Linked DNA regions of Homo sapiens: all the other regions are linked to region 2. The links are chromatin loops, found by intact Hi-C in ENCODE. Cell type or tissue: PC-3. All regions are shown on one strand. Links, peaks and the distances in the headings refer to the core of each region. The heading gives the core; the rest is flanking DNA.

The links. Hi-C counts contacts between places; a loop is a spot of excess contacts. Peaks named below come from ENCODE experiments on the same cell type or tissue, not always from the same donor. Only the 100,000 strongest peaks of a DNase experiment are listed, where the experiment ranks them.
Region 1: it touches region 2 in a loop (10-fold over the local background); 10 of 110 quality-filtered maps call a loop at or near these places.
Region 3: a loop joins it to region 2, with 8 times the contacts of the local background. A loop is called at or near these places in 6 of 110 quality-filtered maps.

What each region holds. Positions count from the first base shown.
Region 1 is chr3:120,616,946-120,627,121 of GRCh38, reverse strand. No RefSeq gene overlaps it. Among named protein-coding and RNA genes, the nearest start is that of NDUFB4, 26 kb to the right of the region's middle. In PC-3, for the core only: a CTCF peak has its summit at 3,927 (motif pointing left); DNase peaks (open chromatin) are centred at 3,541 and 3,931; H3K4me3 peaks cover 892 bases; H3K27ac peaks cover 2,189 bases.
Region 2 is chr3:120,790,864-120,801,039 of GRCh38, reverse strand. No RefSeq gene overlaps it. Among named protein-coding and RNA genes, the nearest start is that of LINC02049, 40 kb to the left of the region's middle. RefSeq lists an enhancer at 5,684-5,978. In PC-3, for the core only: a CTCF peak has its summit at 5,808 (motif pointing right); a DNase peak (open chromatin) is centred at 5,829; H3K27ac peaks cover 392 bases.
Region 3 is chr3:120,687,763-120,697,938 of GRCh38, reverse strand. It overlaps RABL3 (RAB, member of RAS oncogene family like 3), which reads left to right. Exons shown (of 8, transcript NM_173825.5): 6 at 3,715-3,786; 7 at 7,452-7,490; 8 at 8,051-10,176. The coding sequence ends at 8,116. Among named protein-coding and RNA genes, the nearest start is that of HGD, 11 kb to the right of the region's middle. In PC-3, for the core only: no CTCF peak of the experiment used is centred there; a DNase peak (open chromatin) is centred at 4,338; H3K27ac peaks cover 936 bases.

The DNA.
Region 1 (10,176 bases), core at 1,701-6,700, 170 kb after region 2:
AGTTTTTAGTGTAAGTATGTCCTATGCAATACTTGGACATTCTTATGTTAAAAAATTATTAATCGATTACCTGAAATTCTAATTTAAGTGGGCATCCTGTATTTTTATTTGCTAAATTTGGCAATCCTACTAGGGGTAAGTGGTCAAGGAGATAGGCATGGTCCTGCCCTTACCAAGGTTACATTACAGAGAGGGAGATGACATGACTTCCCCCTGGAGAGATAGCAAATAAAATAAATAAATAAATAAATAAATAAATAAATAAATAAATAAATAGAGGGAGTTCGAGTGCCGTGGCTCACACCTATAATCCCAGCACTTTGAGAGGCCAAAGCGGGCAAACTGCCTGAGGCCAAGAGTTCAAGACCAACCTGCCCAACATGGCGAAACCCCATCTCTACTAAAAACACAAAAATTAGCCTGGCATGGTGGCACATGTCTGTAATCCCAGTTACTTGGGGGCTGAGGTATGAGAAATGCTTGAACCCTGGTGGCAGATGTCGCAGTGAGCCAAGATTGCACCACTGCACTCCAGCCTGGTTGACAGAGCAAGACTCTGTGTCAAAAAAAGATAATAATAAAATAAAGAGAGGGAGACAACAAAATAAACAAAAATATTACAAACTGTGGAACGTGCTGAGAAGAAATCAAACGGGGATTGATATGGAATAACAAGTGGTATGAGCTAGGAGAGCTCTTTCTTCAGAGGAAGGAAGGTCTTCAGTGAAGATGTGACTTTAACCAGACCTAAAGGATAGGAAGGAGCAAGTCATTGGAAGAGCGGGGATGGGGAGAGGTGGGAAGGGGAGAAGCATTTTAAGAAAAAGCCTCATGGATTCAAGTGCCTGAAAGAGGAGTGAATGTGGGGTGCCCAAGAGGAAGCTATTGCGATAGTCCAAGCAAAAATAAACCTTGTCCTGAACTAATGAGGTAGCAGCAGAGACAGAAGTGGATAAATTCCAGAATGTTTTAGAGTAGACCTGAAATGACTTGGTGGATTGGATGTAATGGGTGACTCAAAGAAGAGTTAAGGACAGGGCTGGGATGACTGCTAGGTTTCTGGCAATGGTATTTCATGGTCTCAAAAACTAAGGTGAAGATATCTTTAAGGCTGACGGAGGTTGATACATTTTTTTTTTTTTTTGAGGCAGGGTCTCACTCTGTCACCCAGGCTGGAGTGCGGTGGCACAATCGCAGCTCACTACAGCCTCAACCTCCCGGGTTCAAGCGATCCTCCCACCCTCAGTACTGAGTAACCGAGACTATAGGCTCACACCACTACACCCAGCTGATTTTTTATTTTTTTGTAGAGACGAGGTCTTGCCATGTTTCCCTGGCTGGTCTTGAACGCCTAGGCTCAACCTGTCCTCCCACCTTGGCCTCCCAAAGTGCTGGGATTACAGGTGTGAGCCAACATGCTTGGCCCCGATATTCTTTCATATAAAAAAAGTCTATTAAAAATTAAACATTAACTAAGCAAAGAAGTCAGTACTTTAAAATAAGTTTAAAAATCGACCACTGTAGCAGAGGCTGCCAGTGGCTTACCTACATCCCATCAGCAATCACCATTCAGTGCCAACTGGCTGCTTTCTATTGCCAGCACTGGCAACTCTGCCTGAAGCCAAAACCAGAACTCAGCCAAAGTGCTTAGGAATGAATGGCCTTGGATGTAGCCTTAAACCCATGACAAATAGGAATTAGTGGATTAATACAGCAGCTCTGTCACCTCATACCTCTGAGGTTTGTGTTCTGCCCTGGCTCTCTGCAGCTCCCAGAGGAATTCTGCTCCAAGTGCCCACATGGCAACTTCTTGATAATGCACCCATTATTCACATCCTTCCCTTCCCTCTCACTTCCCCACTCTCCTAGGGTACTTCCTGGACTCTTCTCTCAACCAGTAACTAAGACAACCACTGAAATATTTCATTCACAAACCCCAGGCTTCCCCTTATGAGTTCATTCTAACACTATTCTTATACACATATATCAACTCTCACCCATTTCAGCTCACTCTACTCTCAATTTGGTGGCAAAGCCTTCCTAGGGCTAATGCAACATTCCTGGTTGACATCCACTTAGCACCCAAGCCCTTTTACTTTGTCACCCCACTGCTGGCTGCAACTCCTTAGTTGGAGGCAAGATTTCATCCAAGCCAGACTGTTCATACTAATTATAAGAAGATTTCATTTCCTTTTGTTGTGCCTCAGATCAGCTAGAAAGTTTCCTGTATCATTTTCTTAATTCCGTTTTCTAAGATGCCTTCCTCTACCATGCTCCCCAAGAAATATGCCATCTCTTTGCTTAGAAATAGAAAACCTTAAAGAACAGAAAGCACCCTGATTAAGTTTCTTCCAATGACAGGAGAATTTTCTGCCAGATCCCCTTGGCATCTCTCTCTCTCTCTCTCTCCATATATATATATACACATATATATACACATATATATATATACACATATATATACATATATACATATATATATACATATATATACATATATATACACATGTATATATATATATATATTTTGTTAGAGAGGGTGCAATAACAGCCACCTTCTTTCTTTCTTTCTCAGAGATGTCTTTCACAGCCCAGACTACTAGCAATGGCTCAGGACTAATGGTGCTCAACAGAAGCAATTTTGTCCTTCCCACCCCAAGACATCTGGCAAAGTCTAGAGACATTTTTTGTTGTCACAACTGGGGAGGGTGCTCCTGGCATCTAGTCAGTAAAGTCTAGACGTTCTGATAAACTTTCCACAATGCCCAAGACAATCTCCCACAACAAAGAACTACGTAGTGCTGAATGCCCATAGCACTGAGGTTCAGAAACCCTCCTCTAGAAACAGTGGTTCTCAAGTTCATCTGTGCATTGGATCTTTTGACAACTCCATAACTCACAGTGCCCAGAGCATGCCTCAGATCAACCAAATAGAAACACTAGGGATGAGACCCAAATATGATAATTTTTTTGAAACTCCTCAGGTGATTCCAGTGCACAGGCAAGGATGAGGACCATTGTTTTAGGAATTTCAAATCAGTATCCAAAACACCCTCTATTTCCAACCTCAGATCCTGGTCCAACTCAGGGACTGGTTTTGTTTTATTTATTTTTCAGGGACAGGGGTCTCACTATGTTGTCCAGGCTAGCCTCAAATTTCTGGGCTCAAACAATCCTCCTGCCTCAGCCTCCCAAGCAGCTGGGACTACAGGCATGTGCCACCAGGCCCAGCCATATCAGGGTTTCTTAAGGTGTACAGAAAGGAGGTGAAAAATCCCTGAGGCTCCCAACATTTGAGTAACATAATGGGATGAGCTGAGGTATAGAGTGAGGGATTGCCCTTCAGGGCAGTGTTAGATATGAGTTCTAAATTTCTTTTCAAAGAATCAATATGTCAGTATGTTCAATTCTTTGCCTTCTACTTTTAAACTTAACTTTCTTGTAAAGCAACTTTTTTAATTACCTGCTCCACCCTGACTCATGCCGATTATCTACTCTGCCCTGACTCATTCCAATTACATGCTCTGTCATAACCATTTTTCCCGACGAACCACTCACCCCTTCAGTCTGTTTAGATTAGCCAGTCGTAATTAGTTTAGCCTGTGTGATCTAACCCTAGCCAATAGGGGAATGACACAGCAGCAGGGGCCACATGCGTCAGGGATAAGAACCCCTTCCCCTCCCTTGTCCAAGTGTGTGCTCACCATTGCTCCATCTGTAAGGGCGCACCCTTCTATATAAGTAACTTGCCTTGCTGAGAATTAAAAAGAAAATGTTATATCTGAGTGCTATTTCTTTTGCAGCACCAAAACTTTATTTATAACAATTTGGGGGCTCATCCGGGATTACATTCCACTCTGGGGGCAGTCTCTGGTTCTCTCTCATGAGGAGGCATGCCCCGCCCCCTTGTGGTGGCCTCAGGGGTGAGAAATCAAGACTCACCCAGTGCAAGGAATAACCTGAGCTCTCAGCAACATGGGAAAAAAAAAAAAACTGGCCCACAACCTAGCTTAAAGGATCCTCACATACTGCGACAATGACTCTGTGCACAGACCAAGGAAGGAGAAGCCACAGGAGCTGGTAAAGTATTTCCTTGGTGGTCGAGACTAAGGAAAAAGCTGCGAGGCGGTAAATCATTCCTTGGTTAGGACATACCAAGTAGAGAGAAACTGCAGGGGCAGTAAAGCATTCCTTAGTTAGGACTAGGGAAAGAAAGCCACAGGGGGCAGTGAAGTATTCCTTAGTTGGGAAGCCTTGGAGGTTAAAAAGACGTGAGAAATCCCCATGATGGGGAGGTTGAACCTCAAAAAGAGGTAAGAAATCCCCATGAGGGAGGGTTAAACCTCAAAAAGAGGTGAGAAATACCCATGGGGGGATTGAACCTCAAAAAGAGGTGAGAAATACCCATGGGGGGGGTTGAACCTCAAAAAGAGGTAAGAAATCCCCATGGGGGGGCTGAACCTCTAAAAGAGGTGAGAAATCCCCATAAGTGGGGGGTTGAACCTCAAAAAGAGGTGAGAAATCCCCCATGGTGGGGGTTGAACCTCAAAAAGAGATGAGAAATCCCCATGGGGGACGTTGAACCTCAAAAAGAGGTGAGAAATCCTGATGGGGGGAATTGAACCTCACACAAACCTCCGGTAGTAAGAAAAATATTCAGAACTCCCCTTTCCTTTCTTCTTGGGGGAAGAAAGAGTAGCTCCACTCCTGCCAGTCCCTCCTCCAGGGGAAGGGGAAGGAGACTGGAGAACAGCAGCCTAAGCAGCTGGCAGAGGCAGGGAAAGAACAGCAGAGAGGAAAGAGGGAGAGAGAGAAAGTGGGGGGGAGAGAGAGAGAGAAAAGAGAGAGAGAGAAAAAAAGAGAGGGGAAAGAGAGACAGAGAAAGGGGAAAGGGGGGAAGAGAGAGGGGAAAGGGGGGAAGAGAGAGAGGGGAGAGAGAGAGAGAAAAGAGAGAGAGAAAAAAGAGGGGAAAGAGCGACAGAGAAAGGGGAAAGGGGGGAAGAGAGAGAGGGGAAGGGGGGAAGAGAGAGAGGGGAAAGAGAGAGAAAGGCAGAGAGAGAGGAAGAGACAGAGACAAAGAGGGAGTCAAAGAGAGAGAGAGAAAGAGAGAGGGAGAGAAAGAGAGGAAGAGACAGAGACAAAGAGGGAGTCAAAGAGAGAGAGAAAGAGAGAGACAGAAAGTCAAAGAGAAAAAGAAAGAGACAGAAGTAGTAAAGAAAAAACAGCGTACCCTATTCCTTTAAAAGCCATGGTAGATTTAAAACCCATAATTGATAATTGAAGGTCTTCTCCATGACCCTGTAACACTCCAATACCACCTTGTTGCCAGTGTAAACAAGGGCATAGCCCGAAAGCACTGAGGCCACTGACAACCCGTAGCCTTCCTGTCAAAAATCCTAGGCCGGGCGTGGTGACTCACTCCTGTAATCCCAGCGCTTTGGAAGGCCAATGTGGGCAGATCATGAGGTCAGGAGATCAAGACCATCCTGGCTAACACGGTGAAACCCCATCTCTACTAAAAATACAAAAAATTAGCCAGGCATGGTGGCGGGTGCCTGTAGTCCCAGCTACTCAGGAGGTTGAGGCAGGACAATGGCGTGAACCTAGGAGGCGGAGCTTACAGTGAGCCGAGATTGCACCACCGCACTCCAGCCTGGACGACATAGCAAGACTTCATCTCAACAACAATAATAATAATAATAATAATAATAATAATAATAATAAATAAATAAATAAATAAAAATCCTTAACCCAGTAACCCGCGGATGGCCCAAAAGCATTCAATCTGTAGCGGCAACTGCTTGGCTAGCAGAAGTAGAAAAATAACTTTTAGAGGGAACCTCATTGTGAGCACACCTCACCAGTTCAGAACTATCCTAAGTCAAAAAAAAAAAAAAAAAAGGCAAAAAGGTAGCTTACTAAATCAAAAATCTTAAAGTTTGGGGCTATTCTGTTAGAAAAAGATGATTTAACATTAATCACTGATAATTCCCTTAACCCAGCAGGTTTCCTAACAGGGGATCTAAATCGTAATTAATTACCATACAAAGGTCCGACAAGACCTAGGAGGAACTCCCTTCAGGACAGGACAACAATAGATGGTTCCTCCCAGTGACTGAGGGTAAAAGACACAATTGGTATTCAGTAATTGATAGGGAAAACTCTTGTAGAAGTAGAGTTAGGAAAATTGCTTAATAATTGGTCTGCTCAAATTGGAAGCTGTTTGCACTCAACCAAGCCTTAAAGTACTTACAGAACCAGGAAGGAACCATCTGTACCAATTCTAAGTTAATTTAGACTAAACAAGATCTTATTAATAGCAAAGGATAATTGAAATCCCAAACTTACAAGGTTTTCAACAAAAGTAAAGTTTGCTAAAAGTTAATAGTGTAACATGTATTATCCTAACTTCTAATCTTGAGGCCTTAGACAGTCTAGTCCACAGACATGAAGGAAGTTTACTTTGGAAAAGAATGGTTATCATCTTTGTGTAGAAAGGAATGTTATATGGTAAAATCTTGTCCTAAAATAAATTAACTGGTTGTTTAAAGAAAGGGATATTTGCAACAAGTCAGAAAGTTGAGGCATGTCAAACAATTGACTGTGAAAGTCGTGAGAAAAAAATGTTATAAAAGGGAATTTATGAAAGATGTGTTGTATAGTTTAAAAGTAATTAGGCCTCCTGAATGTAAAACTATTGAAGAAACAGTTTATGTGCAAGGTGTATAAGGAAAGTAAAATATACCTTTGGTAAAAGGATTATAAGGAGGCATAAAAATGTGGATTTTTATCTATTAAAAGGTTAAAAAATACTTTGTTTTAAAGATTTAAGCAAGTTTTGAAATGTTAATTGTGAAGGAAATTCTGTGTGTAAACATATTCGCTAAAGTTAAAGGGGTATCATCCAGTTTGTCTGTGAACTGGACATTAAAATAAAAGCACAACAGTTTTTTCTTAAAGCACTAACCTGCTCTTTAACAAAAATTATAAAAGGTTAAAAAGAGCCTATAAAAATCTTACCCTATGGTCAGACATTAAAAATTGGATAAATATGTCTACAAGGTTTTATTAAAATTAAGTTTAACATGAATAACACTAATATAAAGGTGAAGTTTAGCTTATTTGGTATAAAAATCATACAGGAAGCATTGTCAAATATAAAATGGTGTTTGGCTTTCTTTAGTCTAAAAGCTAATAAAAATACGTGCTAAAGGAAATTTCTCAGTAAGAAGGCACCGAGGACTATAAAGTCCACTGCTGATGTCCCCACATTTAAAATAAAAGATCAATTTCTTAGAAATTATATACTTGGTTTATATACTTCCACTTTATATTATATACTTCCACTTTCCTTTCCCTCAAAACTGAGTCTTTTTGCATAGGTACCACCCCTAGAATTTCCAGTAAACCAGCACCAGCCTGAGGATCACGTTCTCATCAAAGGGTGGAAAGAAGGAAAACTTGAGCCAGTCTGAGAATGACCCTACCTTGTGCTGCTAACCACCGAGACTGCTGTTCGCACAGTGAAAAGGGGATGGACTCATCACACCCGGGTCAAGAAAGCACTGTCCCCCTCCAGAGTCATGGGCCATAGTCCCAGGGGAAAACCCTACCAAACTAAAGCTAAGGAAAATTTAACTCTTTCATCTATGCTATTACTCTTTCTTCTATCCTCGCTCTATTGCTGACCATCTAGTTATTAACATAACCAAGTCAATTTTGCCTCAAACTATTACATTTAATGCTTGCCTTGTTATACCCTGTGGGGACTTGCCAAGTCAGACTGCTCTCTACTTCAGAAAAGTACGTTTGTCCCTCCTGACTCTCCTCAGACTGGGCATTAGTGAATTGGGACCATTTAATCTGAGGAGACTTCAATAAAAACCCCAGTGTCAACCAGGATTCTTGCTCCCTGATGTAGAGCTTTTATGCCATAGTTGGTCCAATGTTCTTTGGACCACTAAAGAGCAAGAATGGACTGCCACAACTGGTTTTTGTAATTTCCTAAAACCATACATTCATTTTACTAGAGGGACAGCCCCCCGCCACCAACTGTCAGCTAAACCGGTGCAATCCTATACAGGTTATTATCTCGAACCCTCAAAGTTGTTCCCCTTTTCTAAGCCGGTTCACTTCTTTAAGCCTGTTTTATGGTATGGGGGCTAAGGTTTCAGGAACAGACCCTTTGGATTCTTTGAAATGCATTTCTTTGATCCCCCGCCACCTGCACCTTCCTCTAAGCCTTCTTCCAAAACCTCTTACAATTGAACAATTGCTCCTCCGCCATCTAACGACAAGACCAAGATAGCTATCATAGAAGTTAAAGACTTAAAACAAACTTTGGCAATTAAGACAGGATACCAAGATGCAAATGCCTGGTTGGAATGGATCAAATATTCCGTCCACACATTATACAAAAGCAGTTGTTAACGCTTATGCGCACGGCAGGCCAGAGGCCCAGATTGTCCCCTTTCCACTAGGGTGGTCCTCCAGTTGATGGGGCATGGGCTGCATGGTAGCTCTTTTCCAGGATTCTAGAGCCTGGAGTAACAAGTCATGCCATGCTCTCTCTCTGCTATATCCCAAAGTCCAGCACCCTGCAGGTCAGCCCCCGAGAGCCATCCAGCTTCCATCTCCCAACACTAAGTTCACTTCGTGTATCTCATGACAGGGAGGAAACTTAGTGTTCCTTGGAGACCTGAAGGGATGTAGTGAGCTTAAGAATTTTCGATTCAATTTTACTTATCAATCAGTCAGCCCTTGTTCATCCCTGAGCGGATGTATGGTGGACCTTTACTGGACACTCTGCCAAATAACTGGAGTGGCACTTGTGCTTTAGTCCAATTGGCTATCCCTTTCACCCTGGCATTTCATCAGCCAGAGGAAGGAAAAATAAGACATCGTAAAGCGAGAGAAGCCCCTTGTGGGTCTTTCGACTTTCACGTCTATTTAAATGCAATTGGAGTCCCACAGGGAGTACCAAATCAATTTAAAGCCCAAAATCAAATCGCTGCAGGATTTGAGTCAATATTTTGGTGGGTGACAATTCATAAAAATGTAGATTGGGCCAGGCACGGTGGCTCACGCCTGTAATCCCAGCACTTTGGGAGGCTGAGGCGGGCAGATCACGAGGTCAGGAGATCGAGACCATCCTGCCTAACACAGTGAAACCCCGTCTCTACTAAAAATACAAAAAAAAAATTAGCCGGGCATGGTGGAAGGCACCTGTAGTCCCAGCTACTCAGGAGGCTGAGGCAGGAGAATGGCATGAACCCAGGAAGCGGAGGTTGCAGTGAGCCGAGATTGCACCACTGCACTCCAGCCTGGGCAACAGAGCGAGACTCCATCTCAAAAAAAAAAAAATATGTAGATTGGATAAATTACATCTATTACAACCAACAGTGATTTTTTAACCACACTAGAGATGCTGTTAAAGAAATAGCTGAGTAATTAGGGGCCACTAGCCAGATGGCTTAGGAAAATAGGATAGCCTTAGACATGATATTAGCAGAAAGAGGAGGAGTTTGCGTCAAGATTAAACTTCAGTGTTGCACCTTCATCCCAAACAACTTACATGGAAGTATAACAAAGGCATTGCAAGGTCTGACTGCTCTACCCAGTGAGTTAGCCAGAAACTCAGGGGTAAATGACCCCTTTACAGAATGGCTAGAAAAGTGGTTCAGTAAATGGAAAAAAATAATAGCCTCAATTCTTACTTCCCTCGCAGCTGTAATGGGTGTACTTATTCTTGTCGGGTGCTGTGTCACACCATGCATCCGTGGGTTGCTGCAGAGGCTCATAAAAATGTCACTTACTAAAACCTCCCTTAACTACCCTCCACCTTATCCAGACAAGCTTCTTCTTTTGGAAAATCCAGCAGAACAACTAAGCCAAGACATGTTAAAAAGTTTGAAAAGAAATTGCTGTAAGGAAATGCAAGATGAAGGGTTGTTAGATATGAGTTCTAAATTTCTTTTCAAAGAATCAATACGTCAGTATGTTCAATTCTTTACCTTATACTTTTAAACTTAACTTCCTCGTAAAGCAAACTTTTTCAATTACCTGCTCCACCCTGACTCATTCTGATTACCTGCTCTGTCATAACAATTTTTCCTGCCAAACCACTCACCCTGTCACTCGCTTTAAATTAGCCAATCGGAATTAGTTTAGCCTGTG
Region 2 (10,176 bases), core at 2,775-7,774:
CTGAACCTGAACATATTCTATATAACTTTTACAGCTCCCTTTCCCAAGGGAGATAATCATAACAATAGTCTCTAGGAAATTCCCTTACATGGGCTGATATGTGCTGTCCTTTTTTCCTCATGTCCCAAGATCAGATAATCCAAATGCAACTTTCATAAATGTCCTACACAGTCATCAGAGTGGGAGCTGTAAAGCAAGAGTGGAAGCTAGGACTATATTTAGGAGCTGGCCCTAGGCTTGTGCTTGGATTTCAGCATTGGCTTCTCCTCTTACCAGCCATGTGATCTTGGGCAAATTACTTACCTCTCTATTCCTAAGAGATGGATAAATAAGAATAGAGTTGATGTGATAAGAAGTAATCAAAATAAGTAATACAAACTAGTTAGTACAGTCCCTGGCATACAAACAGTGCTCAATAAAATTAGTTATTATTAAATAGCCTTCTAATATATGTGTTCAGATTTCTTTTTCTACTGTTCAATTTCTGTGCTTTGATCTAAAACAATTAAGAAACATGGTAACAGTGTTACTAGATTTTTAGAATCCTAGCATGTAAAAGATCTAATCCAACCCTTCCTTTGACAGATGATGAAAATGAGGCTCAGGAAGAAAAAAGGAATTTCCTAATGTACACAGTGAGTGAAAGGCAGAGCCAGGACTATAAACTAGATATCCTGACTCCCAATCCTATCCCTAATTATAGCCGCCTTTTTCCCCCTGAGAAAAGAATCAGGATTAACCAAATGCAGATTTAGATGCTAGTATATTTTATATGTAGGAATGTGATAGTTGTTATGGAATATTTGAAAAAAAATGTATTTATATATGTCATTCTGTATAGAGAAATTATAAAAATTATCTATAAATTAGTATGAATAGCAAATGAAGCTTATGTTCAAAACTCCCACTTCCAACCTCCCTGTTTACTCAGCAGCATGGGATTATGGAAAGAACATAGAATTTGGAACGGAGTGAGCTTGGATTCAAATCCCAATTCCACCACTTAACTGCTGGCATGACCTTTATTTAGCAAGTTACTTAGTCCCTTTGAGCCTCAATTTCTTCATCTAGAAAATGGAGATACCGAAACCTGTTTCAGTGATTTTTGTGGTGCATAGGATATATAGTATGGGAACACAGAACCTGGTATAAAGAGATGCCCATCACACATTGGCACCCCTCCTTAGATTTGACTCTCACTTTGCTGTCCTGATTTTGGTGCTCTGCTGGAAGCAAGGCACTGCCAGGTGCTAGCGACATGGGAGCCATATTTGAGAGGAAAGACGGCTGTCTGCTTTGTCATGAGCGGGACGGAAACATGGTTCTTGGAGTTTCCCTCAAGGTCACTTGGGAGCATAATGTTGTTTCCTACAGGACATCAGCTCAGGAAGTATGCCAAGGCCCAGGGTTGCTTACCACAGAGAAATTATCTCAAGATTGTTCAATGTCAGGCCTTGGTATTACTGGCTGGCCTTAGAGCGGTCTGTGCACCAGGCTTATATATCCTAATCCTCCAAGTCTATTATCACCTAACAGCAGCTTTTGGTTTTGGCTCTTGGAGTGTCAACTGCTACAGCCTCCTCTTGGTAAGCTTCCTTATGCATTATGTATTTATAAATATTTATGTAAGGGAGAGGGGTGGGGGGAGGAAGGAAAAGAAGGAAAGAGGGAAGGAAAGAAAGAATGAAGGAAGCAAGCTCAAGGATACAACAGCGATTGGCCTTTGAGAACTAGGAAATAATATTTTGTTCTGAGAGTTAATCTATACAATCAGTCTGTAATGGATCTGATCAGAATATGCAAAGTCGTCTTAAAGTGGTAGAATAGATTATTAGCCAATAAGACTTTTATATCAGTGGTTCCCCAACCTGGCTGATGATCAGAGTCACTTGGGATGCCTGTAAACATTCAGATTCCTAGACTCCTCCACAGACCTAATTATTAGAATTTCCAGTAGAGCTATACAAGCCCGTTATTTCTTTACATGTATCCCAGGTGCTTTTGTGGCAACCGGCTTCTTCCTGGTCAGCAGACTGGCTTTGGGAACCACAGGTGCACTGCAAGAAGTCTCAAAAGGATTAATATATATAAAGAGCAATGTGTTGGTCAACAGAGGGAATGTGGGGAAAAGGGCACACATGGTACACTGGCTCTTGTGTGCATTGTTCAGGAATGGGGGCTTCCGCCACAGTGCCTGAAACATCTAGATCATCTGGAGCAGATTCCTGTTGAGGAGACAGAGGCTCCAGTTGAGCAGAGCCCTATGTTATCAAACATTTGAATAATATAACTCTCTTTGTCAAAGTTCCTTGTTCATTGAGCAACTTTCAGATGATCTCTCTTCCCATGCAACTGGCCTGTAGGGAGAAAAGGGACAGATCAGGCCAAATGTTTCCCACTGTAAATTAATAAACTGGCATTCTGGTTATATATCAGTCTCTTGTGGATTAGTATGAGTCAGCATCTCTTAGTCTGATCAACTCAGAGGCTCTGTCAAGATCCAGTTTCTGATGCTGTAAAGCTGAGGGCCCAACCCTAGACCTCAGTGTATTCATCAGAGTAAATGTGTCCCAGGAGGTCAGCCAGTTAGCATTTCCTGGAGAAAGGAGGTGAGAAGGAACCCATTTCCCAGGGAAACACGGTATGGAAGACCTTCTTGATGCTTTACTGGGTACATGAACTGGGTGAGGTTCTTATAAGAACAGTTCTTTAAAAAGCCTTTTCTGTTCTCAAAGGGTTTTCACATATATTAGCTCATTTGATATTCACAACAATCCTGGGAGGTAGGTCAGGCATATATATTATTATTATTACTTCAGAGATGAGGAATCTGAGCGCATAGTCACTTACCTAAGATCCAAAGTAATGACAAAAGTGGGAGGAGAATCCAGGTCTTTTGACTCTTAGACATTATTCTTTTCACTTCCTCTCTCATTTAACAAAGTAAATACCATAAGCAGACCCATAAAGGAGCAATAGAAACACTTGAATGGGATAGTGTGGGACTGTGTTTGCATGTCTTTGTGTTAGGGGCTGGGTTAAGGCTACAGACATGGAAAGGCAAGTTGACAGACAGCACGGTAGAAGAGAAATCAGGCCAGTGGTGCTAATAAGAAAGCACACTCAATTTTTTTCTTAGTTTAGAAGAATGAAGTCTGATTCAGTTTAATTGAACAAATTATTTACTGAGCACCTATTGTGTGCAAGGCCTTGTGTACTAAGTGCTACCAATCGGAGCAAAGTTTAGAAAAGAACATTTTGAAACATGTATTTTGGTGTGAAGAGTGACCCTGAAATCATTTTCCTTCTTTAATCACAGCATCGAAAAATGCAACCCACAACCAGGGTATTTAAGGGAAAATGGGAATGGGGAGAAGCTGATTGTAACTAGAATTCTGGCAGCCAAGACCATTTGGAAATTTGGGCTTGATGACTCTCATTAAGGATGGATGTTCGTGCAAAATTTTGCTGGGCAAATATGAAGGGATGCAGCTTCCTCGACATTTTTCCATCTTTATATTTTATGTCTTTAAGTCCTTGGTGACTTCACTGGTGACAGTTTCCAAAATAAGTCCTGTTTTTTTGTGTCTTTTTAAATTTTTTTTTACAATGGCATGAAAACAAAATGTAGACTCCAGTGGCCCAGGATTTGTGAAAAGGGCAGGTCCCAGGGCTCCTCTTTCTCCTACTCTAACAAGGGCTTCAGTGTGATCTACAGCTGGGAAGAGGGGTTCCAGCCGGACATCTGTTAGCGAGCCTACAAACAATGCCCTACGGCTTGCTCCAGTCTTTGCGTTTTGCTAACTGGTTGATCATGTTTTCACTTCATAAATCTGTACATTCTAATGTGAGCACTAGCGGGGTAGCAAAAGGAGGGAGAGCTAGCTGCCTGTTCCCCACCCGATAGGTTCATGTCTGGCTGGATCAGCCTCCCACCTCTCTGGCTGATTCATCAGGCTCAGTCTATTCAAACAGATGGAACTTCTATTTAGGTATTTTAATAGCATGTATTTAAGATATCCTATTGAGAATCTGATCTGACAGAGGTTTGATGAAGTGTTAATGTGCTGAGAAACCAGGCTCACTAGGCACATAACTTCTTTCCCCAAACCAGATAATTTAAATCAATTTAGTTAGTACTTAACTGAGGGACTACTGTGCACCAGTATGTGTCTAGCATTGAATTAAGAGAGCCAGGAAAGAAGCAGAATGCTTGGCACACAAGCCCTTGGAAACTTCTACTCTCTCTGGGGAGAAATGGTACATGGATGGATGCATTTGAAGTTTACAAACATCATTAACTACTGTGTGCAAGGGGTTTGAGCATATAGTCAGAGTAGTGGCCACAATACCTCTTTTATATCAAGCCTACCTCAAGCAATTCAAAGGCAAATGGCTTTCTATTGTCTCTTATGATTAGAAAAATGGAATAAAAGGTCTAACATTGAGCACTTCAGTTAGATATACTGCACACTCTTCAATGCACCAAGTTCCTTTTTGACACCATGCTATTTATTGCTTCTGTTATTGCCCTGACTTTAGGGGATATCCACTCCCCAACCTGCTGTACTATTCAATTCTGATCCTTCTTTTTTGATCAAATTTGACCTTTTCCAAAAAGTTTTTGCTCCCAACCTTCAGGCAATCATGATAATGACAATATCTTTCTTTCATAGCCTTTACTATTAGTACCATGCCCTTTGGATCTTCAACTGAGTAACAGCATATACTGTCTTGTATTGGTCTTGAATCTTGCAGGTTTCTAACACTTGAATATACAACAATACAGTAAGCCCTTTAAGGATAAAGGTCAATTTATATTTGTTCAGTTAATATTTGCTCAGTACTGGCTCTGTACTATATCATAATTGCAGTGAAAACAAATATGTACAAATGAGAAAAGATTCTTACAAGTAGGGCATGGTGGCTCATGCCTGTAATCCCAACACCTTGGGAGGCCGAGGTGGGAGGACTGCTTGAGGCCAGGAGTTCGAGACCAGCCCTAGCAACACCTCATCTCTACAAAAACTACAAATTTAAAAATACATATATCTTGCTCTCAAAGAGCTCACACATTTTGCTACTCTGAAATGGAATGATAATCTCCTTCTGAAAAGCACTTAGCATAGTGCCAGCTACAGAGTAAGTCTTCTCTAAACAAATGCCATTATTAGTTATTATTTCTTTTAGACTAAATGGAAGAGTGGGAAGTGGAAATAAGAACCGAGAAAGGAAGTTGCAACTGTTAAGATGCTTTTGGAGGCAGGTAACAGAAAACTCAAAAGACTTAAACAGTAAAGGAAATGTATTGGTTCTCCTAAATGAAAAAGTCCAGAAGTAGAGTAATGATTGGTTGTGATTCAATGAGGGCTTTGGCTTCATTTCTCTGTGATTCTTTTGGTACTGCTCTCCCCCTGCATTGGCTTTATCCTCAGGCAGGTAGCAAGATGACTACAATAACTCCAGGATTCACGTTTACACACAACATGCAGAGAAAGAGAGGATTCATCTCTTCTGATGAATTACTTTCATAAAGTTACTTTCTTAAAAGTAACTTACTTCTTTCATCAAAGCCCCAGCAAATCTCCCTTCTCATCTCAGTGTACCAACTGAGTCACAAGCTTTTTTTCAACCTATTCCTTGGTTTAGGCTAGGTTCCTGACCCAGGTACAGGTTAGAGGATGTGATTACTATTTCGGTTAGGACTTAAACTGCAATGGCAGTCAACCCCCAAATCTCAGTGGCTATTTAATACAGCTAAAATTTTATTGCTCTCACTACATGCCAGTGTGGGTCAGCAGGGGGCGCTCTACCATTATAGTCACCCTAGGACAGAGGCTAATGGAGGCTTCACCTTGACACAGGCTTTAGCAATCATTGTAGCAGAGGGAAGGGGGTCTGGTGAATCACACACTGGCTTTTAAAGGCGTTTGCGTAGAAGTGACATATATCATTTCTATTCACATTTTACTGGCCAAAGCAAGTCATATGGTCACTCCTAACTTCAACAAGCTGGGAAATACAATTCTACTATGTACCAAGGAGAACCAGAATATTTAGGAACAGCCCCAATTACTACTGTAATTACCCTTGGCTCAATCAGGACCAGCTGTGGATATGACTATAGCATTAGCTTCTCTTAAAACACATGTACTTCCTTGGTAAGGGGATCCCTTAATAAAAATCAGATATTATAAGGAAGGAAGCAATAGATGCTAAGTAGGCAAACAGTAATGTTTATTATAGAAGTTCTATGAAGGCAAACTGGTTTCAGACATCAAATAGAGAAAGCAAGACCATGAACAGATTGGCAAAGGTTGAGAAGCAGCTACTATAAGAATGTAGCCACCTAGAGATCTGCACAGCAGAAAGGGCCCAGATGAAAATAGGCAGCAAGGCCAAAAGTGCATGCGTTAGTCTCTTTGCTGTTGCACTTCCCAGCCCAGGAGTGGGATCATAAGAAGCAGATCAGGAAGAGTAGAAATGATGAATGATTTGACTGGCTTTGTGGGAGGTCTTGGGTTGTTGAAGGATCGAAGAAGCCAAAGGGTTCTCCAACGGGCAGTAGGACCCAAATGAAATTTGGGCAAAAGTCGTATTTTTAAACTAGGATAAGTCCTTGAGAAGGAACCTACAACAGAAACAAAGACTGTAGTAGATGGTACACACAGATGAAATGTTATTCAAATATTGAAAAATGGAGGACAGCAATCTCAAAGAAATAGTGAAACAAAGGCCTTCTGTCCCACAGGGCCTTACAGGTGTTAAAAAAAGGTTTCCATGGGAGAAGACAGTGTAAGTTTACATTAGAGCTGTGTTTCTACCCAGGGGAGGCAACACAATTTATAAAAAAAAGAACTCTAAGACCAGGTCCAATGGCTCAGGCCTGTAATCCTAGCACTTTGGGAGGCTGAGGTGGGAGGATTGCTTGAGGCCAGCAGTTCAAGGCCAACCTGGCCAACATAGTGAGACCACATCTCAAAAAAACAAAAAAGAAAGAGAAGGAAAAGAAAGGAAAGGAAAAGAAAAGAAGAGAAACTCTAGATCTGCAGTTAAGAAAATCAGGTTTGAGTCCCAGCAGTGACTACAAATAGCTTGAAATGGGTAAATCAGCATAAACTTCTTTCAACTTGTTTCCTCAGCAGAAGAAAAGGGATAAAAATGCCTCCTCTATCTTCCTCAAAGCTTTATGTAAAAATCGAATTAGACAGGAAAGCCTCTTGATAGACTAAAAAGCCCTAGTGTATGTATGGAATTTTAATACTGAAGTGAGTCAGTGGCAGGGGTTGAGAAGGTTAAGGATATGGGCAAAATGCTGTCTCCAATTGAATAGGGCCCAGAGGGAACTATAGAAGTGGAGATAACAGTAGGCTGACAGGTCTTGTCTTGGTCAGTTCTTTTAATTGCAAGGGATAAAAACCCATCTCAAATTGGCCCAAGAATAAAATAAAATGTATTGATTCACATAACAGAAAATCATTGTAAGGGTAAGAATGGCTACAAGTGTGGCAGAATTTAGGAGCTCAAGTGTCATGATTGGAAATCTGTCTCTCTCCACCTCTAGTCTCTGTCTTAGCAATCCTTGTAGAAAAAAAGAGTGGCTTTTTTTTTTTTTTTCCATTTCAACAAAAACCCTTAGGTAACTTGATTGTCCTGGAACCCATATCCAGTCACTATGATGGGTGTCAATCCCAGCTGAATCACATGGATGGAGAGTGGGGAAGGAATAAAAACTGTGGGGAAGTAAATGAAAACCACTCATGTTCACCATAGGAAGTAGGTTTAAGAGGCTTGCTCCAGAAGTGATATGGCGGAGAAGAGGATGCAGGAAAGAGGAGGGAAGAAAATCAAGGGAGGATCCAAGGTGTAGCCTAGGTAGAGTATCACTCAAGGAGAAAGGCAACTTTAGAAAGGGACTTACCAAGCTCATTTTGGGGGATGGGGAGGTGGTGTGGAAAGACATCTGTGAGTCAAATAAGGGGAGGGCAGCGAGGACATAGTTAAGAATTCCCAAACTGGCCCAAAATACTTTTTGAGAAATAGTAGCGTAGGAGGGAAAAGCAGCCACTGTCATATTCTTTCAGTTAGTTCTTTGCTTGGTGAGTGTTTTGTTCCCAACTGTTGGTAGGGGCAGGGGAGGAGGTGAGAGGGGTAAGAAGGCTACATCAGTAGGAAGCAGCCAGATGCCTAAATGATGTTGGAAACATGGACACAGATGCCCGTAACATTGTGATAATTTTATAGCTTAATGAGTCTCAGTGAAAAAAGCAGCAAAGAAATTATCACTAAATTTACTAGAAGTTAAGGCCTGTAAGAAATGTGAAATGTGACTGACATATACCACACGGTAGGTCCTCCCCACCCACACACTAAACATAAAGGCCCACCCTGTCTTGCCTTTTTTCCACCCTCCTACATACACATAATACCTGCACACAGGCACATAGCAGCAGGAAAGATTCCCTTGGAACATTGTCAGAATCATTCTTGAGACCTCCCAGGTAGCTCACTACCCTGAAATGAAAAGCTGCCAGCCTCCGGTTTTTGAAGCTGGTAGAATAGGGCTGATTAACGCTGACTCCATACTGCACAAATACTGTGAGAGGCAATTTCGCTCTGGATCCATCCTCTCAATGCTAACAACTGCCATCACTACCACCCCTGATATAGGTACCGTTCCAAGCATGTTCAAACAGAAGGGCCTCACCTCCATGCTTAACCAAATGAAGCTATCAGCCCACTGCTGATCCTGTACTTGAAGGCTTGACTATTACAGAGAATTGGAGCATACAGATCACAGTTCCAGATTAAGGCACTAGAAGGCTAGGATGAATCCAGTATGACTCAGAGACTGAATCCCGGGGAAAAATGTAAAGGGTGACTTAGATAACCTAATTCCTTCCTGGGGGGGGTTTGTCTGGAATTCCTGAATTCTTACCTCATATGCATATATGCATATTTCCTATTAATCTCTCCTTTGTAGTTATTGCCAGGAAATCTCTGATCACAGACCCTAGAGTTCTGGTATTCTCTGTTGACTCCCACATCCCACAAGAGACATCTTGTACTACTCTCCATTGGATAACAGTAATTACTGCAGATAGTACAGGAAGAAGTATTACTTCAAAAAGAAATAGCACAGAAACACAGAACATATGACCCAGCAATTCCTAGGTATATACTCCCCAAAATTGAAAACAGGTACTCAAACAAATACTTATAGAAACATTCATAGCAGCGCTATCCACAATAGCCAAAATATAGAAACAACCTAAATTCATCAATAGCTGAATGGATAAACAAATTGTGGTATATACATATAATGGGATACTACTTAGCCATAAAAAGGAACAAAATACTGATACATGCTGCAACATGTAAAAACCTTAAAAACATGTTAAGTGAAAAAGCCAGACATAAAAGATCACATACCATATGACCCCATTTATATGGAATATTCATTAAAAGTAAATCCACAGAGACAGAAAGAAGACTGGTGGTTGCCAAGGGTTGGGGGAAAGGGAGAATTAGGAGTAAATGTTTTACAGATACTGGGTTTTCTTTTGGGGTGATAAAAGTGTTTTGCAACTGAATAGAGGTGGGGGTTACATAATACCATGAATATACTAATTGCCACTGAATCGTTCACTTTAAAATGGTTAATTTTATGTCAAGTGAATTTCACCACACACACAAAAAAAGTGGGGGAATACTGATTCAGCTGGCATGCACATGTATCCCCCAATACCCTCCTTTCTTTCTACCTGAAGGTGAGGGTGGATCAGGCATTATGAAGCAACAAGCATTTGCCAAAGCAGGCTAAGCATAAAGATAAAAGGAACCTGGGTCTTTGATATCATGAAGGCAACCACAGAACCACCATTTTTTATGAAAATAAAACTCCTAGATTTAAGAACAAAACAAACAGCATAATCTTTGTTCTTTACAAATGTCCTCTTTAAAGAGTGATCTTAAGGTAGACTAAGTGAACAAATTAATGTGCAAGTCTTGGGCTAGATGTATTTTTGGTTAAGGGGCTTCACCAGGTGCTGGGAAAATGCCCTTTGCTACACAGATCAGCACTTACCATCCGTAAGCATTCCAAACAGGAAGTTCTGGACAAAAAAATTAATACAAAATAGCATCACAGATATTAGGTATAGAAATAACGACAGA
Region 3 (10,176 bases), core at 1,839-6,838, 100 kb after region 2:
CCTCCTTGGCCTCCCAAAGTGCTGGGATTACAGGCGCGAGCCACTGCACCTGGCCCATGGGCTTTTTCTTGAGAAAGGTTTTTAAAATCACACCAAAATTAAAATAAATTGATTAAAGTGGCACTATAAGCATATTATTCTTGCTTTTAAAAAGCCTCTTAGCTTCTTAAACTACAAATTTTACCTTAAAGGGCAACGTAACAAATACATGAAAAAATTGCAAACCTTAAACTAGGAGTGCTTCATAAGGACTAATTTATGTACACTTATGCATATATAGAGGATTGAGTCCCTTGATGAGATAACTAGCTCAATGAGAACTGAGCGCGTAAAAAAGCTAAGAAATGGTTGTCATGTAAGCCTGTTAGGATCCCAGAAAAAGATCCTGGCCAGCAATTTCAGTCATGGTCATGTTGTTCACAAATAGGATTTCTGCAACTGTGCACTGGCATTCCAGAAATGCAGTGGTGGTGGTGTAATAGTACTAGTGAGCAACATTTATTGAGCACTTACGGGTTGAAAACTGTTTTAGTTATTTACATACATTATCTCACATGCATCATCTTCACAATCAACTCTATAAGACAGGTACTATTACTATCCTCTTTTTAAAGATAAGAAGGAGAGACGTAACAAGACCAAGGAAGTTTACCCAGGTCAATTAGGGTATTCAGATTCAGAGCCTGTGCTCTACAGTTAAGCCTCTTTTGCACTTAATTAATCCTTCAACTCACCTTGAGAATTTGGCAGCTGAAAAAACTCTTAGAAATCATCTAGACCAACAGTTACCCAAATCTGATTGTGTATTTATATTACCAATAGTACCTATGGAAAATTTTGAATAACCGTCCCACAGCTGGAGCTTTTTATTCATCAAGCCTGGCAGGAGGACCAGGAATCTGCAGTTTTAACAAATAACTCAGGTGCTTCTGATGCCTTTATTCTATGAATCAATGTTTATGAACACTGCTTGGTTCAGCCCCACCTCTACCCCCAGCTTCTGCCTGCCATTCCATTGTTTTTTACATTCTGCTTTGCAGCGGAGAGCCCCTCATTTTTCTCAGCTGCCACAATGGAATATTTGATGTGCATACCCCAGGTAGTCAGCACTGAACCATGATATTCCAAAGGATTCTTGCTATATAGATATATAATATTCTTGTTGAAGAAGTGCTGAGATTACTTTGAACATTATTTCCAAAGAGAAATTTACCATTGAAAACACTTAATTTGTTTCAGCGCTTACTTTAATATATTTTAGAATGTATCTGTTTCTAGTGCCTGTGGGTTTCTCTGATAATCGCGTGCATGTGTGTGTGTGTGTGTGTGTGTGTGTGTGTGTGTGTTATTCCTACTTGCCTTACAAAGCCAAGGCCATCTTTTAACTGTGAGTCAGATGTAAAGGTACTCAGGTAGTGAGACTTTAGCACATACAGTCTCCAAAGAGTTCAAATATAACATGTTTTTGGCCTTTATCAGTGTACAGCTTCAAGAACACAGCACACATAACAATAGGAGAGGGTCAGAGAATGCAGGGAAGAAAAAATGAGGAGGAAAATTGAATACAAGAGTTTCAAAAAGAAATAGCAATCAGAAATTCAGCAATTAAATATAAAGCCTCAAATAAAAACTAATGTAACATTATTAGTGCTAACATCAGTTACTGTATAAATTTCCTTAAAACTGTAGAAAAGTAAGAATTAACAAATGTATACATCAAAGGTGGAATCAGAGTTAATAAATAACTGCCTGAATACATGCAAATTGTTTAAATTATAAATAGGTGAACCATTACTTATTTTCTAAAATCCTGTTAGGCTTATTGTACCCTGTAAAAACTTTTCTCTGTTACGTATTTACTTTGAAGCGATCATATTGAAGTATCTTCCCTAGTTAATAGTCCTTTCTCAAGCTCAGTCAAGCTATTTGGAGCTATTAATTTTCAGGCTTTTCCCTCAGCCATGATAAATGGCAGATGGCTCTTTCAGCTCTAAATTTCTTATCCCAAAAATCATAGTGTTTCTCTAGGCTGGTCGACCTGAAATTATGGAACCATAGAATTAAGGTTTTGGGGGTGTTTTTTTGTTTGCTTGTTGTTTGCTTTAGTTTTTGTATTTAGTACTTCAGCTCTATTTAGAATTGTCTCAAACTTTTGACATTCTGATGACTAGCTAATCAATATCTATTTTATAAAACATTTCTACCACAGATCTAAGGTTTGTCTCTTATATGCCCCAATTGCTGTAGAAATGTGTTCAAACACTATTTCAAATACCATAGTTAGTGCAATGATGTTTCAGTCTACATAATCCATATATGGAATTATCTTTATTGTGGTAAGTGCTTGTTGTGCCTGAAAATTCAATCTGCTAGCATTTTCTTAGATTGAAGAGAGGAGGACTAATATTTTACTACCCAGTATGTCCAGGTATGGATTATTTAATTTTTCACAAAAATCCCGTGAAATAAAATATTGTTATCCCCATTCCACAAATCAGTAAGCCCAAATTTAAAGGTTTAGTACCCTAACCAGTGTTACACAGAGTAGAAATGTTGGGATGGATATTCTGATTTATTGCTTGCTGGCTTTGAAGACCCCTAATTTCTAGTACTCTGTGATCTTTGACAACTTTGTTGTAGCCTCTCTTTTTTGTGGTTTTAGAGAATGTATTATCATTTCTGGCTAAAATTTAAAGTGTGAGCCTTGAAATGTTGCATATGAATAAAATAGGAGGCTTCATTAGAAAGGAATCATGTGGGCCTGGAGATTGCAAAAACAGAATAAATGTAATAATAGTAATTTCAGTAATTTCTAGGGGCACAGAGGGTCTATAGCTAAAAGACAAAATTTCATACTTGCAAAGGAGCTTACATGATAGCCCTTATAGTTTGGTCTTAGGTACATTTCAGGTAAAAATCAAAGTACTCTATCTCTCAAGGTCACAAGTCAATGGTGACAAGCAAAAAAAAAAAAAAACAGCTAGACTGGAATTCCAGCGGATAGTAGGCCTTTTAAGGTTTTAAAGTTATTGTAATGATTAATGTTCCAGATCGTTTTGTCCCTTCTGGGCCCATTTTTTTTCCCTATAATAAAATTCCATCAAAGAGTAGTAATATATCTTTATTATCAAACAATAGTAGTAGATGTTTATTACCAAAAATAATATATCTTTGTGGCCTACCAAAAGATGTAGTACCTTGCATCTAAAGAGAAATCCTTGGCAATTGTTCTGTTTGTTCTTTGCACCTCTAAATCCTTATTTTCTTGCTTTCTCCGATTCATATGAACTGCATAGTACTAAATTAGTTGAGCACTGGTGATTAACTAGTACTAAAAGTGAAATGCTTACTGTTTTTCATGGCTCTCTCTCTCTGGTTTTCGGGGTAAATGTAGGTAGGTCACTCCAGTAGTACCTTGGTTTTGATATTAGTAAAATATTAGTAATCTTGTCTTCCTCTATGAATTATTTGATGATGAATACACTGATTTGGTATACTCTAAAATTGTTTAAATTACAAAGATTAAGTGACCTTATTTTCCTTTAATACTTTCCTCCTTTGTGCACCATAATTTGAAAATTATTTGAATATTTTGTGAGAGTATTGTGCCTAATAGTATTATGCCTACAGAAATATGCAACAGGATAAGTTATGAATAGCAACGAGCTTGGGTTTCCTAACTTTCAATTGTGGATCTTATGTTTTATCTTCTAGGACTGCACAAATCCACGGTACTTAGCTGCAGGTTCTTCCAATGCTGTCAAGCTCAGTAGGTTTTTTGATAAGGTAATGGTTTCAATTAAGTTATTTTTAAACTTAATTTATATATTATGAGAGTTTAAAATTTTTTTGTAGAATCCTATGACCTTTATTTTTTTGTCCAAAACTTCACAGCCTGGAATAATCCTTGTTTTGATCTCTCTTATCTGTTGGTATAATTGCCCAAGGCCTGCTGACGTATTTATTCCATCACCAGTGTTCTCTAAGTAAAGGGCAAAAGCTACTGGATTTAAATGGGGGTTTTAAAAAGATATCTAATTCCTCTCTTTAAAAGAATTTCTACTTACCCATTTTCTAGCTCTTTTTTTCACTTATTCACCCTCCCACCCCCATAAAGGCACTGAACTGAGGAGATTCTGCTTAAAGCCCTGAGTTCTTTTTGCTCTCCTAGCTGTTAATATTCTCTACATAAATGTTACTGTTACCTTTTAAGGTAATGTCTTCTTGATTTCCTAGTGTTTCCCTCTCAGAAATATTTGCATTCCAATTATTGACTCTCTGCTAACATTGTTTTATTGTCCTCAGCTGGAAGGAAAATGTAGAATGACTCAGCATACTGGTAAATTAGAGCACTCTTTGTCTTTCCTTCACAAAGCCATACAACTTTATTGCACATAGTATTGACCAAGTTTAAGTTGTTTGTCCAATGCTCACATTGCATAGTAAGGTAAAACAGGATGTCTTTCTGCATGTATTATTGAAAAAGGTTAATTCCTGTGTTATATTTCTTTTTAAGTGACATCTCCTAAGAAAATCATCTTCCCCATAGCTCTTCTTTATCAATCATTTTTTTCTTTTAACTATTTAGGGATTTAATAATTGGCCCTTTTGTTCAGCATTGGATAAGCCCCACCTTTAGATAATTTGGGATTTAATATTTGGCCTTTTTATCAGCACTAGATAAGCTCCAGCACCCTCCTCGATTAATATTAGGCCACTAGGAAAATTTTGCTTCACTGCAAAACTTCTTAACTGATATGTGGGAAATAGGGTACAGATGTGCCTAGATGCTGATTTCCCTCAGTTCTCAGAGCAGCCAGGGTCCTCAGGGTGGGGGGGTTGGGTGATTGGCAACCGCTTCCATTTTCTCCAGTGTGCTATACAAATATTAGCATTTTCTACGTGTGCCATGACATGAAAAATGTTGTGCAGCACTGCAAGGAGCCAGATTTTTTGCCCACATTGTTTTCAAACTTAAAATATAAGAATTTCCATTTGGTTTAGATCTATGGCCCCATCAATACAAAATTCTGTCCCTTATGAGCAACATCTTATAGATCTGCCCTGACCTGGAAAGATCCCACAGTATGTTGTTTAAATTTAAAATTTTATTAGTTCTAAAATTAAAAAATAAGATATACTAAATTACATCCTAGAGAAACTGGGTTATTGATTGGTATAATCCGAGTTGTCAGGCAAGGCTTTATTTTTTAAAAAATCAGGAGTACACATTGCAAGTCAGGGGTAAAGAATTATGACCAAAACCAAAAAGGTAACTTCTCTTTTATTGCCTGAATCACAACAAAATGTATGTGGGTTAGGAGGTTGGCCAGACCTCCAGACTGAGGTGGTTGCCTGAAACCAAAGGAGCTGACAACCAGATTTCACCCAGTTTTCTATACATCAGTTCTTCCAGAATTTAGCATAAAGATTTATTCTCCAGCCGGGCACGGTGCCTCACGCCTGTAATCCCAATACTTTGGGAGGCCGAGGCGGGCAGATGACGAGGTCAGGAGATCAAGACCATCATGGCTAGCATGGTGAAACCCCATCTCTAGTAAAAATACAAAAAATTAGCTGAGTGTGGTGGCGGGCGCCTGTAGTCCCAGCTACTCAGGAGGCTGAGGCAGGAGAATGGCGTGAACCCAGGAGGTGGAGCTTGCAGTGAGCCGAGATCGCACCACTGCACTCCAGCCTGGGTGACAGAGCAGGACTCCATCTGAAACAAACAAAAAAAAAAGATTTCTTCTCCAAAAGGAAGTCTAACTCCTTCTCCAGCCTCTTTCAACTAGTAGTAATTCCTCACGCTCCAGAATAATCAGATTTTCCTGTCCTGCCATAGAGAGGAAAGGGAATCAGTCTCCTTCTTGGTTTTTGTGGGATTGTTTTAAGATGTACACTAATGATAAACCAACTTTTCTACCTCTGGGGTAAGTGAATGCAACTTTGCCCTGGTGTCTTGTGGCTAAAAATAATCCAGCTATAGTCTCCAAGACAGCAAGAATCTGGATGAATGGCTGTCGCACCAGAGAGAGCAAGCTGGTCTTGGTCTTGGATCTGGATGAATGGTCTTGGTGTTGAATCTGGATGAATGGCTGTGGCACCAGAGAGAGCAAGCTGGTCTGTTCTCATTCAGAGGAACTCTTAGCTGCATAATTTCAGATTTGAATGTCTTAGAGTTCATCTCCAGCTGATCTGTATTATTATCCGATTAACTTTTCTTATCACAGCAGGTCTATGTAAAGAAAATACAGCTATTCCTCAACTTGCGATAGGGTTATATCTCAGTAAACCCCTTGTAAATTGGAAACATTGTTAGTCAAAAATACATTTATTACACCCAACTTACCAAGCATCGCAGCTTAGCCTAGCCTTCCTTAAACATGCTCAGAACACTTATGTTAGCCTACAGTTAGGCAGAATCATCTAACACAAGCCTATTTTATTAAAAAGTTGTGAATGGCTCATGTAATTTATTGAATACTATACTGAAAGTGAAAAAAGTGCCCATTGTATGGGCACTCAAAGTACAGTTTCTACTGAATGCATGTTGCTTTCACACCACCATAAAGTCAAAAAATCGTAGTCAAGCCATCCTAAATCAGAGACCATTTATAATACTTCCTCTGTAACCATTGCAGTTTCTCAAGTGTCAGAACAGAATTTATTATTCTTGAAAATGTTTTTCATCATCTGGAAACATGGTGCTCTTTAGGGTTTACAGCAGTTTTGGGAAAAAATGAAAACATGGTGCTCTTAAACTTATTACATTTGGACATATATTTTGAGGGTTTCTTTTCAATAATGGTGATGGATTTGTGCAGATACATCTGCTGCTTGAACATGTTTTTTCTACTTATCAAATGCAGGTAATTCTGAAACTACTGAAGTAAGGGTGCAGTTAGTTAAAAAAAAGTAGACAATTTACAACAGTCATTAGACTGCTTTTGATGTTGTGTCATCTGTCTATATTGAGGACATATAGAATTTGTCACCACTTACTATAGGGATGTGGTGGTTTGCTATGTTAAACAGTCCCCTCTTTAAGAAATAGACAAGACTATTGTAGCAGGCAAGTGCTTTTTTTATTTTATGGATGCTGTTTAGTACCTTTTGGGACTGACTGCTAGGAAACTTAGAGTCAGATTTGCTGTCATACTCTAAGAATTGCATAGGATCTTATATCATTCTATCATTATTTAGTTTTTGTTATTCATTTATTTTTTGATCTATCATTAATGCGTTTTGGAATGAGGCAGGCTTTTATGGAAATACTCTCACAATTCTGATCTCATTAACACCAGATTTTTAGCTGACTGTACTACATGTCTACTGCTATGGAAAAGATTCTTAGTTTGGATATATTCCTTTTAGTACCATTAGTGGTCGTTGCAGTTAGCCACTTTTTGCAGGTATGTGTGCTAAGCCTTTAAAATCTTTGTTTTTCACAGGTCATAGAGAAGAGATACTTTTTAAGAGAAGGTAATCAGGTTGGTATCTCTTTTCTTGATAAAATAGATTCTTAAATTTTGATAGGTGATTTCCAAATTTAAGTTCAGAAGTAGTTTTAAAAAGTTGGGGAAAGCCCTTTATAGGCACAAGCAACTGATTTCCTTCTATCCTGTTAAATACAAAAGGAGAAAATCAGAACAAAGGGAAAATAAGGATCTAGGAAACAAATATAATCTAGGAATAAGATTACATTATAAAATAGAAGAAGAAAATAATTTGCTTGGGACTCCAAGAGTATACGTTCAGGGTCTGTCACAATACAAATAATTTCTATAAAAGTCTAGTAGGTATTATGAGATTTACCTTCATTCTTTCTGATTTAGATGACACTATCACCAATTTGTTGGGAAATGTTTTCCATTTGGGTAAGATTTATTTTTATTATTTAATCTGTGGTTTTCTGAGTAAAACCTCAGAAAGTTGTTTTTTTAAGAAACAGCAGGCTGACATACAGAAATGGAAAAGAAGGGAAAAATTACTATTAGTATTTGAACTTTTATTGCTTGAGACTTAATGCAATTATCTTTCTTGCCTACAGATTCCAGGCTTTCCTGATCGGAAAAGATTTGGGGCAGGAACATTAAAGAGCCTTCATTATGACTGAATTACACTCATCCTTTGGAAGAGTGAGCAAGCAGTGGCAGTTTTTCACAGCTCATCTTGCTGTGTTCAATTATTACCATCACAGCCTTTTAACAAAATCATCTTAAAATGCTACCCTTCAGCCTTACCCTTTAATGGAAAAATGAAAGGAAGTGACAATACGGGAGGTCCAAACTTTGTCCCTGTTCTCTGTGTTCCTTACCTTTCTGTCCCTGTGTATAGATTATGTAAAAGCCTTGTGTAAATATGAGATGTTGTCAAAATGATGCAGTAAATGAGCAATGACAGTGTACTGCAGAGAAAATTTACTCTTGCCTAGAACTGGAGGGTTTTTATGGGTCTGTAATTTTCCCACACTCATTGCTGAAAGCTTAATTAAGTACTTCAAAAACGTATCTCCATTGTTTTACCTTCTTGAGGGGAACGGTCTTGTTAACCAGCCCTGAGTTGTCTACCCCAAACAATCTCTGTCATTTTCAAAGATGCAAAATGGTGTTATTTAATTGTCTCCACCATTGTCACACACAGGAATGCCTAATAATAGCAACCCTTGTCTCCCTCTTCTCTCCTTTGCAAATGGCTCAGTGACTGGAAGAGGCGGACTAATAGCCAGAGTTAAATATAAATACAAATTAATAATACATAGAGAACAGCAATACCAGAAAAAAAGAATTCTGGTAAAATGATGTGAAAAATTGACAGCTCCCTCACTCTTAAGGTTGCTGCTATATACAGTCTAGGTTTTCTGTTTGGAAATAGGTAGGGTAAAATCTAAGACCTGCACAAGGGCAGTGAGAGACATTTACAGCCTCCTCTCTATTTGTTTTTTTAAGGAAAAGTCAACTCCTGAAATGTCCCTTAGCTATAATCAGAAAACTAAGAATATTATTCTGTGTCAACAATGTATTTATGGAGAGAAGTAAAAATAAGTTCCACAGCAACACATTTACATGAATTATGAACTAGGATTCTTGGATTTCATAATCACTCCAAAGCTTTTTGGGGATGGTGTGTGTGTGTGTGTGTGTCCGTAATTGTTCATCATTACTTTTTTTAACCTATCTTTTTGCTTGCTTAATCTTCTCTGCCCCAGTTCTTCCTGAGTATATGAATTTGATTTCTAAAAACAATTTATTCAACACTCTATCACCCGTATTCTCTCTCTGGCTCTGCTGCAGGTCTCTGCACTCCTGATTTTGCTCCATACTTTTAAATAACAATAATAAATATACAGTTTTCATTTCTCATTTAAAAAATAGGTGGAAAACACCAAATTCACTTTCTGTTCCATTTTAATTAGGTTTCAGAAGTATCTTGGAAATCAAGGTATGCTGCAAGAGGATATTAAAATAAGAATGTTAGAGAGTCCTTTTAGAAAGGCAGTCTTGGGAATTTGGAAAAGGATTTTTAAAGCAGCTTTCATCAGCTAGACTGTTCTCCAGCCTTTCTTTACTTCCTCTTTGAAAGGACATAGCCCTGGTTTCTTTTTGACACAAAGGAAAGCTATGCAAATCATGATCTGTATGTAGAATTGGTCACAAGTATGTTGTTGCATAGGCTGTACAGTTGGGAAGTAGAAACCAAATGCTACCCAGAGACCTAACCCAATTAAGCTCTTTGTATTTCTCCTTCAAGAAATAAATCTTCCTTCCTTCTTTCTTCCTCTTTCTTTTAATTTTAAAAAAATTCATCCTGATTTTTTTATTTTCTATCTTATTTAAAAAATAAAAATAGGCCAGGCGCGGTGGCTCACACCTTTAATCCCAACACTTTGGGAGGCGGGTCGATCACTTGATATCAGGAGTTTGAGACCAGCCTGGCCAACATAGGGAAACCCTGTCTCTACTAAAAATACAAAAATTAGCCAGGCCTGGTGGCACGCGCCTGTAATCCCAGCTACTTGGGAGGCTGAGGCAGGAGAATCACTTGAACCTGGGAGGTGGAGGTTGCAGTGAGTCAAGATCGTGTCACTGCACTCCAGCCTAGGTGACAGAGTGAGACTCCAACTAAAAGAAAATAAATAAATAAATATATAAATATATAAATAAATAATAAAAGTAA